Regions from separate parts of the Mus musculus genome. Here region 1 is linked to region 2. The links are chromatin loops, found by intact Hi-C in ENCODE. Cell type or tissue: left cerebral cortex. All regions are shown on one strand. Links, peaks and the distances in the headings refer to the core of each region. The heading gives the core; the rest is flanking DNA.

Region 1 (6,308 bases), core at 526-5,525, 140 kb after region 2:
CAGTTCTGAGTGCTGTGCAGCTCCTAAAGGAGAATTATCAACCTCAGATTTAGCAAGGCCTCAGCAATAATTATGTCATTAGTAACACCACGATTTGTGGCTAAAATAGGAGCTGGAAGTCGTTCCTCTTCATCCCTGTTTTTTTCACAGCCTAAGGAGCTAAGGACACATTGCAGTAACAGCAAGGGTGAAAAGCCAGAGGTCAGCTAAGGGACCAAGCCTGTCTATCAAAATAAAAACCAATCTTTATTAATATAGAAATAGCTACTTTTCTAGCCCTCTTGGTAAACCTAATTTTTAGCTCAGACTGAAAGCCACGTGCTGGAAATGTCCTGAGAATGGAGATAACAGCTGCCACCTGTGTGCTCTAGGGGGGCGGGGATGCACATCTGCTGGTCCGGCTCGAGAATGTTGATTTACCTGCTTGAAAGACAAAATCTCGACAGTGAGAAAGTAGGAAAGCAGAACTTCTTTTGGGGAAGTCCAGGTACTTTATTCAAATGCAAATTGTAAAGCTGAGGCTAGTCTTCGGCCTCCTGTCGGGAGGTTTCAGGCTGGGGGAGGGGAGACTACAGTGACCCAAATAGTGGAAGGAGAGAATCACAAGTCGCCCTCTGACCGCCAAACACACACACACACACACACACACACACACACACACACACACACACACACACACAGAGAGAGAGAGAGAGAGAGAGAGAGAGAGAGAGAGAGAGAGAGAGAGAGGCATGAAATACATATATAACTATACTTAAGGGGAAAAGTTAGGACAGCATAATAGCTGCCAGCATGAGCAAGGGCCATAGACATGGAGAGAATATAGCTATGGAATTTTAGCCCTTGACCTTGGGGTGGTTAGTTGCGTACCAGCTTCAGAGTTAGCAGCCTTAGCCACTAGCGTGCACTAATATCAGTCCTTCCCTCCTTGGGCTTCAGGGAGGAGAAGCATGTGATTGTGCCTGTCACAGAGTCCCTGCTCCGGGGAGGTCAGCCATTATGAGGGCATACTGGTAATTTGACTGTAGAGTGATCAGTGGTGGCATAGGGGTGTGGCTCAGTGGGTGGTGTGCTTGTTTAGCATGGACTTGATCCTCACCACCACATACAAACTGGCTGTAAAGGCCAGTCTGTCCTGCACACTCCTGCACTCTGGAGGTGGGGGTAGGAAAAACAGAAGCCTAAGCTCCTCCTGTTATGTAATAAACTCGAAGCCAACTTGGACCTTGAGAGATCCTATCTCAAAATAAATGAATGAATAAATGAATACGGATTAGATGAGGGAGAATCAAAACAGAATCCAGGCTGGAAACAATGCCAGAGACATAACCTATAAAGCCTGCTTCCTGGTCACCGACTACCTTTAGCTAGGTTCTCACCTCCTAAAAGCTCCACAAGTCCCCCCAAACAGCACCACTAGCCAGCATGTTCAAATGCAGGTGTTCGTCAGGGACATTTTGCATTTAAATCTCCCAGTGTCAGGAAAGCATGGGAAAGGCTATTTGCTTGTTTGCCTTGGGAAAGGCACTTTTCCTTCCTCTCTTTTCTAGTCTGTTATACCCGGACCATTCGTTCCAAGGGGGCAGAGCCTGTCTCAGAAGCCCTGGGCAGCAGCAGGGAGTTGGCAGGAGAGCAAGCGATCCCTTTCTCCTGCTTTATCCCTTTATGGTTTAAATGTCTCACCTCCAAAGTTCAGGTATTGATACTTAATAGCCAACATGACAGTCTTCTCAATTAGCTGGGATTGAAGGGTTGGCAAAAGTTTGAGGCCAGCCTGGGCTATATAGTAAGGAGTCTTCCTCCTAGAAGAGGCTCCATGAGGCACAGGGTTCTCTTTCTCTTCTGCATTTCTCATGATAGCACAAGATGGTAACCCCACTCCAATGATGAAGCCTCAAACACCATCTTGTAAGAGGAGTGCAGGTGTCACCAGACAAGCCTGCTTGATTTTAGACTTTCCAGCCTCTCGAAGGTCTGGGGATGAAGGTCAAAGCATGGCACCAGATGACACAACTTTTGGTGGCAGGTTATGAAGCACAGCTCCTGACTCTTTGTAAAGGGCTCTTTACCATTATCTCCACTTTATCATCTCCCCCCAACTGGCCTTACAATTATAGATGCCCCCGTGAGAGTTGATTGCCATCTTGTAGATCACATTACCAAGTGGGTTTTGGAGTCCAGAATAGGACAGACATTGCCCATCCCAATATCCTGCATCTAGCAAGTGGAGGGTATAGGTAAGACCATGGTACTGGTCAGTTTGGTTCCTCCCTGCCGTAGGTCTCTGTGCAACCAATTCAGGAGCTAGCTTGTCACAGCCTGGAGGTTATTTCCATAGACAACTGTTCTTGGCCTAAACACCTTCCAAAAAAATCCTGGCCAGCGAAGCAGACAGACATCTGTCACTGGCATAGCAATGAGGTTACAGAACTGAAACGAAAAGCTCTGGTATCCACTTTAAACAGCTCAGAAGACTGGGCAGGAAAAGCAACCGCTTTCAATGGCTTGCAGAACAGAGCAGGAGAAACATTTCAGCACCCAGGACAGCTCCACAAGGCCGTAGCTCCTCCACAGAACAGCTAGGTGATCCCTAGCACATTTGGAAAGACATCTGAGCTTACTTAATTAACCTCCAAGGGTTGGGGTAGACAGCCACAGGTTGACTGACAAGAACCCAAGTGTTTTCAGAAGCAAGTTGTGATTTGATTTTTTAAAAATTTATTTCCACTTTTAAGGTAGGGTCTCATGTGGTTCAGGCTGGCCCCAAATTTGCTATAAGGCTAAGAATGATGTTGAACGTCTGATCATCCTGTTGTCACCGCTGGAGTGTTGGGATTACAGGTGTGCACTACCACACCCAGTTTCTGTGATTCTGGAGACCGAACTCAGGACTCTCTGCAGGCTAGGCAAGCACTCTACCAACTGAGCTCCACCACCACCCCCATGTTCCCAAAGCAATTTAAGATGAAGGAGGTGCCTAGCAGCACCAGAAGGAATGAGCCAGTTATTTTAGAATGTGTTTAAATGTTGGTACGCCTCTTCTATCCACAGTAAGAAAAGAAGAGGGAGGGAACAGGAGGAGGCAGGATGGAGCAAAATGGGCAGAAAAGAGAAGGACTCTGGAGAAAGGGTGTGAAGGGGCAGATGAAGGCTAAAGAAAAGGAAGCAGGGTGAGGGGCTGGGATAAGGGAAGTTCCTCAGCTACTGTGAAACTTCCACCGGGCTCTCTCACAGGGAAGGATGAGTAGGTTAACTGCTTCTCAAGTGCTTTGAGCACCGTGAGCTCCTGAAGCTACACTCAGATTAGACCCACTAGAATAGTCTGTTAGAAAAAAATCCACCCCTGCAACCATCAGAACAGATTTTAGGGAGGCCAAAATGGGTTTAGCCAGAGTCTGTGGTTCTTCATTTCTGATCCTGACAAGCAGATCCATAGAGGACAGATGTCCTCTGGCCACTTGTTGTAGACATAATGTAAAGAGTGCCCTGCTGGGCCAGTCAGTGCTGCACAGACCAGGTTTAGCATCTCCGTGTGCCAGCAGAGAACCTGGGCAGGTCCCATCACCGAGGCCCCAGTCTATCAATGTGAAGGGCTCAGTGGCACTCAGCGGGCTCTAGTTAAAAAGGTAGGAAGGTGTGAAACACCCCCACAAACAATTTCATCAAGATAATTAAAGTTTAAAAGCTTAAAGGCATTAAGCTTCTGAATCAGGGGAGAGCTGATTCATGTGTGATACCTCATGGCCCACAGGAGCCGGACAGTAAGGCGTGTGCGATCAGCCAAAAGGCTGATGCTATTACAGTGAATTATAATGAATTAATCTGAGCCGTAAAACATAATAATGTTGCAATGTTGTATGAAAAGGAATTCATATTCGGAGTTCTGTCACAGACAGGCATGGTGCCAAGGCTTTACAAGCTCTGATAGACTGGATTTCTGCCCAGCAGATAGCTGCTTCCCTCTCCCCTGAGCCCACGCCTTCACCCTTGCCCCATTGCAGGATCCAAGTCGAGTGACTTGGCTTGGCCAACCGAAAGTAGGTGAGATTGATATTGGCCAAGTGTGGAGCCCAAACCTGGAGAGGCTGTATGGATTAATACAGCGACCTCATCATGAGGTGGTCAGCCCCTTTGTGGATCCCCACATGAGTACAGAGTCTGTATCCTGAAGTAGAGATGCCTGGAAGAAGCTGGCATAGATCACAAGATACTTGTAAGACCTCTGCATTCAAAGATAAGTGTTTGGGAGCTAGAGACATGGCTCAGTCAGAAAAGAGGTAGTTGGCCAGATTAGTGGGAAAGGTGAGTTTGCAGTTCAGTGAAAGACCCTATCTCTCAAGGCCATAAGATAGAGAGGTATAGAGGAAGGCACCCATCATCCTACTGTAAGCACCATATGTTCATGTGCATGCAATAAATACATACACCATACATACATGTATACACTCAGAAAATAAGTACTTATTGTTGGCAGCCACTGGGCAAAAACTCAAAGGGTCTTTTATTTTCCACAGAAACTACTAAATACAACACACACTGTCTGATCTTACCCCCTCCCCCAGTGCATTCTGTGAAGAGTCCCACACATCTCCACGTGTGTGGGTCTCAAGGCCACAGAGTGGGGAGGGCAAGTGGTTGGTCCCATGCAGAGCTGGAGGAACTGCCTGGGCTCTGTGGGGCAGGTAAGGTCACATGTGTGGTGGCATCAGGCTGAGGAGCCAGCCCTCCTTGTTACCTCTCTGGTCCTTCCACTGGCTCAGGCTGGGGTAGGGGTGGAATGCAGGGAGAGCTATGAAGCTCCTTTCAAAGAGCCAGCAGGAGCTCCCCACCCCGCGGTTACTGGAAAAGGTCACCCTTGGCGATTCAGCCCACAGAACAATGACATTTCAAGGATCAAAGAAAAGGTTAAAATATTCCTATAAATCTATTCTTGGGACTTTTAAGTATTTCCAATGTAAAGGGAAAATGTCATTTCTTTTTCCCCTTACAGTGGTGGAGGGTGGGTTGCTGGGAATGGAAGTGGATGGGTTTGTCAGCAAAGGATGGAAGGAAGGGAGGAAGGCTTCACTCCAGGACTTTCCACGTGGAAATGAAGGTGCGGTTAACCTCAAACCTCATTTGTGTTTGGAAATTGAATCTCCAATGGCCCCTGGAAAAGCTTTCCCAGGGGAGAGGTGGGCACTGTAAACTCTAGAGCTGTTCCCTTTCTGAGAATGGCTGATGGGCCAGTGCTCTGGAGACCTCAATGGTGGCAGGACTGGCAGGGATGGGGTGAGGTGGGCAGGGGCAGAGAAGCCCAAATGGCCTGGCAGACCAACCCCTCTGGATTTCAGGTCCTTAAAGGAACTGAAGATTGATTGATTGATTGATTGATTGATTGATTGATTTATAGGGTCTTGTATAGCTCCTGTTGGTTTCAACTAACTGCCCCAGAGGATGACCTTGAACAGCTGACCTTCCTGCTACCACCTCCGCAGTACTTTATCACATGCATGTTCTAACACCACACTCAAGTACTGCTGCGGGTTGGACCTGAGGCTTTGCGCATGCTAGAGAAGCACTTTATCAATAATTGAGTTGCAGCCACAGGTTGAGCTTCTGGTCCTTAGAACTAACTGCCCATGCATTTCTGGGATGAGTTCCAGGCTCCTTCACCCTAGGGCAGCCCATACTGAAGTCCCATCTTCTCCCATATTCCATGTTTGAAGGTGTGATATCGCCTTAAGTTGTATCCTATCTGCCAGGTATTGTAAGTGACTCTTACCCTTCCTGGGACAGTTGGTAAGCTATTTGTGGGGACAAGTATTAAAAGGGACAGGGACATATTGTGGGTGCATGCATAGCATATTTGGGGGTCAGGTGCTAAAAGCAGAGCGGAGAAAGTTTTTGGAAAAGGTTTCCTAGTAGTTTATTTAAGCTGAGGCAGACCCATACGTAGCGCATCTTTTTGTTCAAGACGCAATGTGGGCAAAGGCTTGGGGATCACGGTGCACCACAGGGAGAAGACAGCTTGCTAACAGCACTGCTCTGAGCCAGGCATCCGGGTTGTCTGTGTAGGGGGGCTGCCCCCCACAGTCTCCCAGAAGCTGCTGTTATTCATAGTCCCCAAGCGTCACTCACCTCCCACGGCCCATCAGTCACCCAGCCCTGTCTCATCTGCCTCCCAGACACCTCTCCTCTCTTTCCGCCTCTGCTGTCGCCCACAGCTACCCCACACAGGGACTCAGCATCCTCCAGGGACAGGCTACCAGTCTCTGCAGGAGGTCTCCCTGTGAACAGACTTCCTTCCTCCTTGACCCACCCTGCAC
Region 2 (6,308 bases), core at 892-5,891:
GCTGTAGAAGGGGCCGTATTAACTAGAGGAAGATGTGTCAGATCACCTCACCTTAGGCTGGATGGCTTTACTGTTTTAACTTCTGTGTTGGGAAATCTTTCAGAGAGTTAAAGAACAGTGACAAGATACATTCATGCTTAAGATTTCCCTTGGCCACTGAATGGAGTCAGATGACCGCAGGCACCTTTTGAGGACAGGGAATCCAAGGTCTAGCAGGCAAACATTTGCGTCACAGTTCATTCCATTTGTGGACTCTGCTTCTTTTTAAGTGAGCTGTAACTGATCCAGGAGAGGCATCTAGGTAGTGTGGGGGAAGATATCAGGACACATGCCCGTGTAATAGTTCGTTCTGATTCATTAAAAGTCCTGCTGGGTCTGACCTGTGGCTTTCCAGGTCCAGTCCAAATAAGAAGTGGGGGCATCTAGAAAGAAAACATGGCTCCCAGGAAGGACTCCTGCAGACGTGGCATCAATAAATAAAAGTCCCAAGCTTACCTGACTTCTCTTCTTCTCCAGCATCCACTTCAACAAATCCCTCAGACTCACTCAAAACATCTGACTTGACCTTTTTCTCTAGGGATGCTAGGGAGCATCTTTTAAATCTTATCCCAAAGAGTGTTACCTACATAGTCGATCAATCAGTCACCGTCTCCTGGAGTTGTGCAGTTCCTGCTTCTCTCCAGCCTCACCCGGGGCTACCTTTCTCCGGCCGCCTACCTGCCTCTTACCTCTACAACTGCGGCTGAGAGCCAGGATCACAGAACCTGGGGAAGGTGCTTCCAGAGGCGACTGTGGAATGGGGCTGCCCTTCCACTCGCAGGCAGGGAAGTCTGGGTAGAGGGGAGGGGTCTTTTCGAAGCAGGTGGGACAGGCCGGTGCTCTACCTGTCCCTACTTTGTGTTCCAAGAAGCATAAAGTCTGGCGTTTGGGGGTGGCATGAGGAAATGGGTGGACGGTCGGTGCTAATGAGGCGTGTGTTTCAGCTGTTCGCAGTTGTTCCGCACAGAGGAAGCAGGAGGCCGGAAGCCTCTGGGCGGCGGCGAAGCTGGGAAAGCTTTAAGCTGGGAATCTGCGTCTCTCCAGCCACCAGCTTTGGAGGGGACAGCAGCGGCTCCCACTGGCTTCAGCTCTGCATTCTGGTTGGTTGTCTCTGCCCATCGGCAGCCAGCTCCAGGCCTGGTCCCACCCCATCTGCCGCACTATCACCCGGGATTGGCTGAACTCGGCAAGGCTAGGCTGCCTTGCCTCTCGCCATCAGATTCTTCATTAAACAAATGAATCACAATCCTAATTAATTTGAGCAACAGAATTTATGTAACTACTCCCAGCAGGATGTCTGCTCTCAGTCGGTAGCGAGATGAATTCCTCTCTCTGGGAAATTTCAGCCGCGCTGGTCAATAAAACCTTAATGATGACAGAAATTTCCCATCTGTCTCTGCTCTGAGCAGGTAACCCCTGCTACCTAGACAAGGGAGAGGACAAGGACGGTGAGAGACTGTCAGCCTGGATGAGCCCTGACCCACCTAGAACACACACTAGGCACCAACCAGCGAGAAGACTGCCAAGCCAGGCTTGTCCTGAATTACCTATACCCCGAAGGGGGTGTTTAACTTCTATTTGTAGAATGAATAAAAAAGTATGTGTTGCTCGTTGAGTTAGAAAATGGCCCTAAGGACCAGAGATATGACTCAGCGAGTTGCTTGCTCATCCCGCAAGTTTCACATCCTGAGTTGGATGTCCGGAACCCACATGGTAGGAGGAACGAATAAACTCCTTCCAGGTTTATTCTGACTTCTGCCCATGCAGTTATGGCATACACGCTGTCTCCCGCCCCCAGTAACTTTAAAATTTAAATGGCCTTAAGATCCAGAATTGCAAACACTCCTGGGCTTCCCCCTCCCTTTCCACTCCACACCTAATTTTGCCTTTTTAGTCTTCTGAGTCTTCTGGCTTACAGATTGGTCCTTGTGATGTCACCCTCCTGTCCTTGAACTAGCCATCCCTCACTTGAAACAGGCCTTTTGCTGTCTGCACCAGGAGGGTTTCTAAGTGAAAATGGTTTGGAATTAGTTTTCATTCCGACTCCCTCTATTCATCTGATCTCAACCTTCACCTCCTATGCAAAATACACAAACTTTTTTTGGCAGACAAAGCATTGTGAAAATGTGTCAGGGGGTGCCTGATTCATTTAATTATCACCGGGTGGAGTTTTAGGCAACAGTGCACAAGACAACTGGTTTCTAGGTTACAATCATCAGGCAGGCATAGAGTCCTTTTAGTGAGATTACAGGGATGGAGGGGCTTGGTGAGGACCCCAGGCTGGTTCTCAGCAGAGGGCTGCTACAGAAAGAGCAAGCCAGGCCCCACCCTGCTCTCTGCTTTCCATTACTTTCTCAGGAGAGTTGCTGCCGCTGTGACCCCTGCCACCACACCGTCTCCAGAGGGTGGCCCCAGAGTGCTGCCCACTCAAGTGTGATCTTTGAGCCTCCAAAGCTGTGAGCCAAACAAGCCTTTTCCTATGAAGCTGCTTTCTTTAGGCATTGCACTGTGGTAGCCATAGTAACCAGCAACGGAGGCATACAAACCTCTCAGGGCCATGCTCATTGTAGTGCAAGAAAAGATTCGGTAGAGCAGTGGAGGAGTGGGGAGGAGATTTGATGGTACATTTTAAAGCAAGGTAGCATTTTAGACACATGAATTTTCTCTATATATGTATGTATGCATATATACATAAAATTAAAAAGAAAGCCATACATTTTTATATTCTATTTTTGTTTAATGTGTGTGCTCCTGTCATGGTGCCTGAGAGGAGGGCAGGACAACCTGCAGGAGCTCATTCTCTGCTTCCACCTGATGTGTGCACGACATCAAACAAACTCAGAATATGAGGTGTAGTGGCCTTTACACACTGAGCCAGTTGACTGGCCCATAATATAGTGTGTGTGACTGTGTCTGTGTCTGTGTCTGTATGTGTATGTGTGTGTATATGTGTATATATGTTTTTCTGTATGTGTGTGTGTGTATGAGTGTATATGTGTATGTATGTGTGTGTATGTATGTGTGTGTGTATGTGTGTGTATGTGTACATACATGTGTGTGTATGTATGAGAGTGTGTGTGTGTGAGTGTGTGTTATGAGTGTATGTGTATATGTGTATGTATGTGTGTGTATGTATGTGTGTGTGTATGTGTACATGTGTGTGTATAGGTTGTGTGTACTAGCTGGAGTGGCTGCCTATACCTAGAAACACTACTTTGGACCCCTAGTGGCCACACTGAGCTGGGACTAAGATGATTCTCTCATTCTTGTCCCCATTACAACCACTTTAGTCTCATCTCCAGCCCTGCAGCATCCTTTTGCAGGGGCCAGTCTTCCCATCCTACCTCCACTCACAGAGGATTCTGCCAAACCTTGGAGTAGAACCCGCTTTTCTCCTTCCAGTGAAGCTTCTCAGCATCCCTCAGCATCCCCTCACCCATCCCCAGTCCTTCATGTCAGCCCCCAGGACCTGGAGACACTTTCTACCTGGGAACCTGGCATCTGGCAGTGACTCAAGTAGGAGACTCACACACTCCTTCCTGTCCACCAGAACAAGCTCTTCATTCTCACCCTCAGCCTAGGGACAGGTTGCTTATGAATGACCCTCTTCCCACTTTAACTTCATTCACTTCATTCACTGGAGACTCCTCCCACTCTTGCTTCAGACTCAGGGATGAGCCAGCGCCAACATGCCTGTCTCTCCAGATAACTCTTTGCTTTACTGTAACCTATTGGTAGGATCCTCTCTTCTCACCACAGCTCCAACTCACAGTGTACCTTCGCTCCAGATGTGGACAGGATCCCCTTAGCTCTTCGGGAAGTTCTCTCCTAGGCCACCTCAATTCCTCTCTGCCATCCTCCAAGCTGCATAAGTGTTTCCTGTCAGGCAACCCACAGCCATCACAATCTCCTAAGACCCAACGAGGCGCCAGTGGTAAACAAAGAATAGGATACCCACTCAACAAAGACAAGACCAGGTGTCAGCACCTAGAATCACCTCAATTATCCCTAGTCCAGATGCCTAGACACCGGTGCAATGACGCAAATGTGAACAGGACAGTATCCCTCCACCAGCACCCAGCAACAATACTACAGTAGGCCCTGAGAAATGCAATATAACTGAAGCACAAGACAAGGGCTTCAAAATAGCTATTATGTATATGTTCAAGGACCTAAGAAAAAATAAGAATGAACCCCTTAAGTCTGTGAAAACAAGACAGTTAGATGAAATGGTGAAATAATGAAAACAATGACATGAAAATTTGATTAGACTAAGAAATAGAATCACTAAGAAAAACTAAGACTGAAATAAAAAAATATTTAGGAAGTAAAACGAAACCATCAGCAGTGACCCTCACCAACAAGACATGGAAGACATGGAAGACATGGAAGACATGGAAGACATGGAAGACATGGAAGACATGGAAGAGACACTCCCAGGTGTTGAAGACAAGATAGAAGAAATGGTAGAGGGAATGTTAAAAAAAATTGTAGGCACAAAACATCCAGGAAATCTGGGCCAATATAAGAAGACAAAGTCTACGAATAATAGAAATAAAGGAGAAGAAACTCAGATCAAAGGCATAGAAAACATTTTCAACAAAATCATAGAAGAAAATTCCTCAACCTAGAGAAGGAGGAGCCTATCATGGTTCAAGAAACTCACAGAACACCAAACAAGATCAGAAAAGAAATTCCTCATGACAGACATACAATAATCAAGATACTAAATGTACAGAAAAGGAAAGAATATTTTTAAAGCTGCAAGGGAAAAAGACAAAGTAATATGTAAAGGCAGACCTATTAGAATAACACCGGACTTCTCAATGGAGACTCCAAAGTCCAGAAAGGCCTGAACAGATTTTCAACAGACTCTAGACGATGTATGTATGCCAGCCTGAAATTTATAACCAGAATAACTATAACTGTAGATCACAATAGATGGAGAAAGAGAAACATTTCATGATAAAAACTAAGTTAAGCACTATTTACCCACAAATCCATCTCTACAGAAGATGATAGAATAAAAACTTGATTCTGAAAAGATTAACTACCTGCAAGAAAACACAAGGGATAAGTAACCTCATACCAGCGAACTGGAAGAGCAGGGTGGGGGACCCACTCCGCAACAAGTGATGGGGACCAATAGACACACTCACTGATGTCAGTGGTCCCAGCTCCACAAAGAAGAGATACTAACCAAATAAAAAGATACACACTAACAGTGAAAAAAAAATCCATCTTTTTCCTGCATCAAGAAACACACTTGAAGGTCCAGGATAGACATCACCTCTGGATAAAAGAATGGAAAACAATATTCCAAGCAAATGGACCCAGAAAGCAAACTAGTGCAACCATTGTAAAATCTGACAAAATAGATTTCAAGCCAAAACTAATCAGAAGAGATAGGGAAGGACATACTCATCAAAGAGAATAGCCACCAGTAGGATATTGCAATTCTAAACATTTACCCACGAAATATTAGGGCATCCAGGTTCATAAAAGAAACACCACCCCAGCTAAAATCATATATTAACCCTCACACAGTGATAAATGGGCGACTTCCCTAGTCTTGCCAATATACAGGTCATCCAAACAAAAACTAAACATAGCTGTAACCATTTGGACTTTTCTATGTCTGCCCCAGCTCCCGAACAATAACACCAAGGCTTATTTATGAATTAATATCCTGGGCTTATTCTCCAATTAGCTTGTAACTCTATCAAGTTTATAGTAATCTGAGTTCTGTCACATAGCTGGAAACCTCTCCTCAGTTTCATAACTAAGTCTGACTTCCTCTGAGTCTGGGTAGTGCATCCCCCATGCCTGACTCTTTCCCAAAGTTCCCCTCTCTCTGTCAGATATCCCGCCTAGTTTCTCCTGCCTTGCTATAGCAATTCAGCTCTTTACTGAGTACAGTGCACAAGAGATTATCCCTACACATAGAAATGTTGGAGTCAAATGTCTCACATCAAATGGACATAGCATATATTTACAAAACATCTCACCCAAACACAAAAGACTATAGCTTTTAAGAAGCCCATGGCTTGTTTTCTCAAACCAACCACATACTTGGACATAAAGCTAGACTCAACAGATACAAGAAAATCAAAATAACCTGCATCCTATCTGATTAAAATAGGATATCAACAACAGAATACTTTCAAACTAATGTATTCACTACTTAAAATTCACTACATGAAAATGGGTCAAGACTGAAATTAAGGCTACTGAAAAACTTTTTAGAGCTGAATGCAAATGGAAACACA

What was found. Peaks named below come from ENCODE experiments on the same cell type or tissue, not always from the same donor. Only the 100,000 strongest peaks of a DNase experiment are listed, where the experiment ranks them.
Region 1: a loop joins it to region 2, with 17 times the contacts of the local background. A loop is called at or near these places in 2 of 42 quality-filtered maps.

The regions. Positions count from the first base shown.
Region 1 is chr2:92,669,340-92,675,647 of GRCm38, forward strand. No RefSeq gene overlaps it. Among named protein-coding and RNA genes, the nearest start is that of Gm13816, 70 kb to the right of the region's middle. In left cerebral cortex, for the core only: no CTCF peak of the experiment used is centred there; DNase peaks (open chromatin) are centred at 1,269, 2,462, 2,993 and 3,914; H3K27ac peaks cover 4,670 bases.
Region 2 is chr2:92,528,399-92,534,706 of GRCm38, forward strand. It overlaps Gm13817 (a long non-coding RNA gene), which reads right to left. Exons shown (of 4, transcript XR_374783.4): 2 at 3,817-3,918; 3 at 1,916-2,045; 4 at 1-1,462. Among named protein-coding and RNA genes, the nearest start is that of Gm13817, 9.5 kb to the right of the region's middle. In left cerebral cortex, for the core only: a CTCF peak has its summit at 3,270; DNase peaks (open chromatin) are centred at 1,150, 1,770 and 2,556; H3K4me3 peaks cover 794 bases; H3K27ac peaks cover 2,076 bases.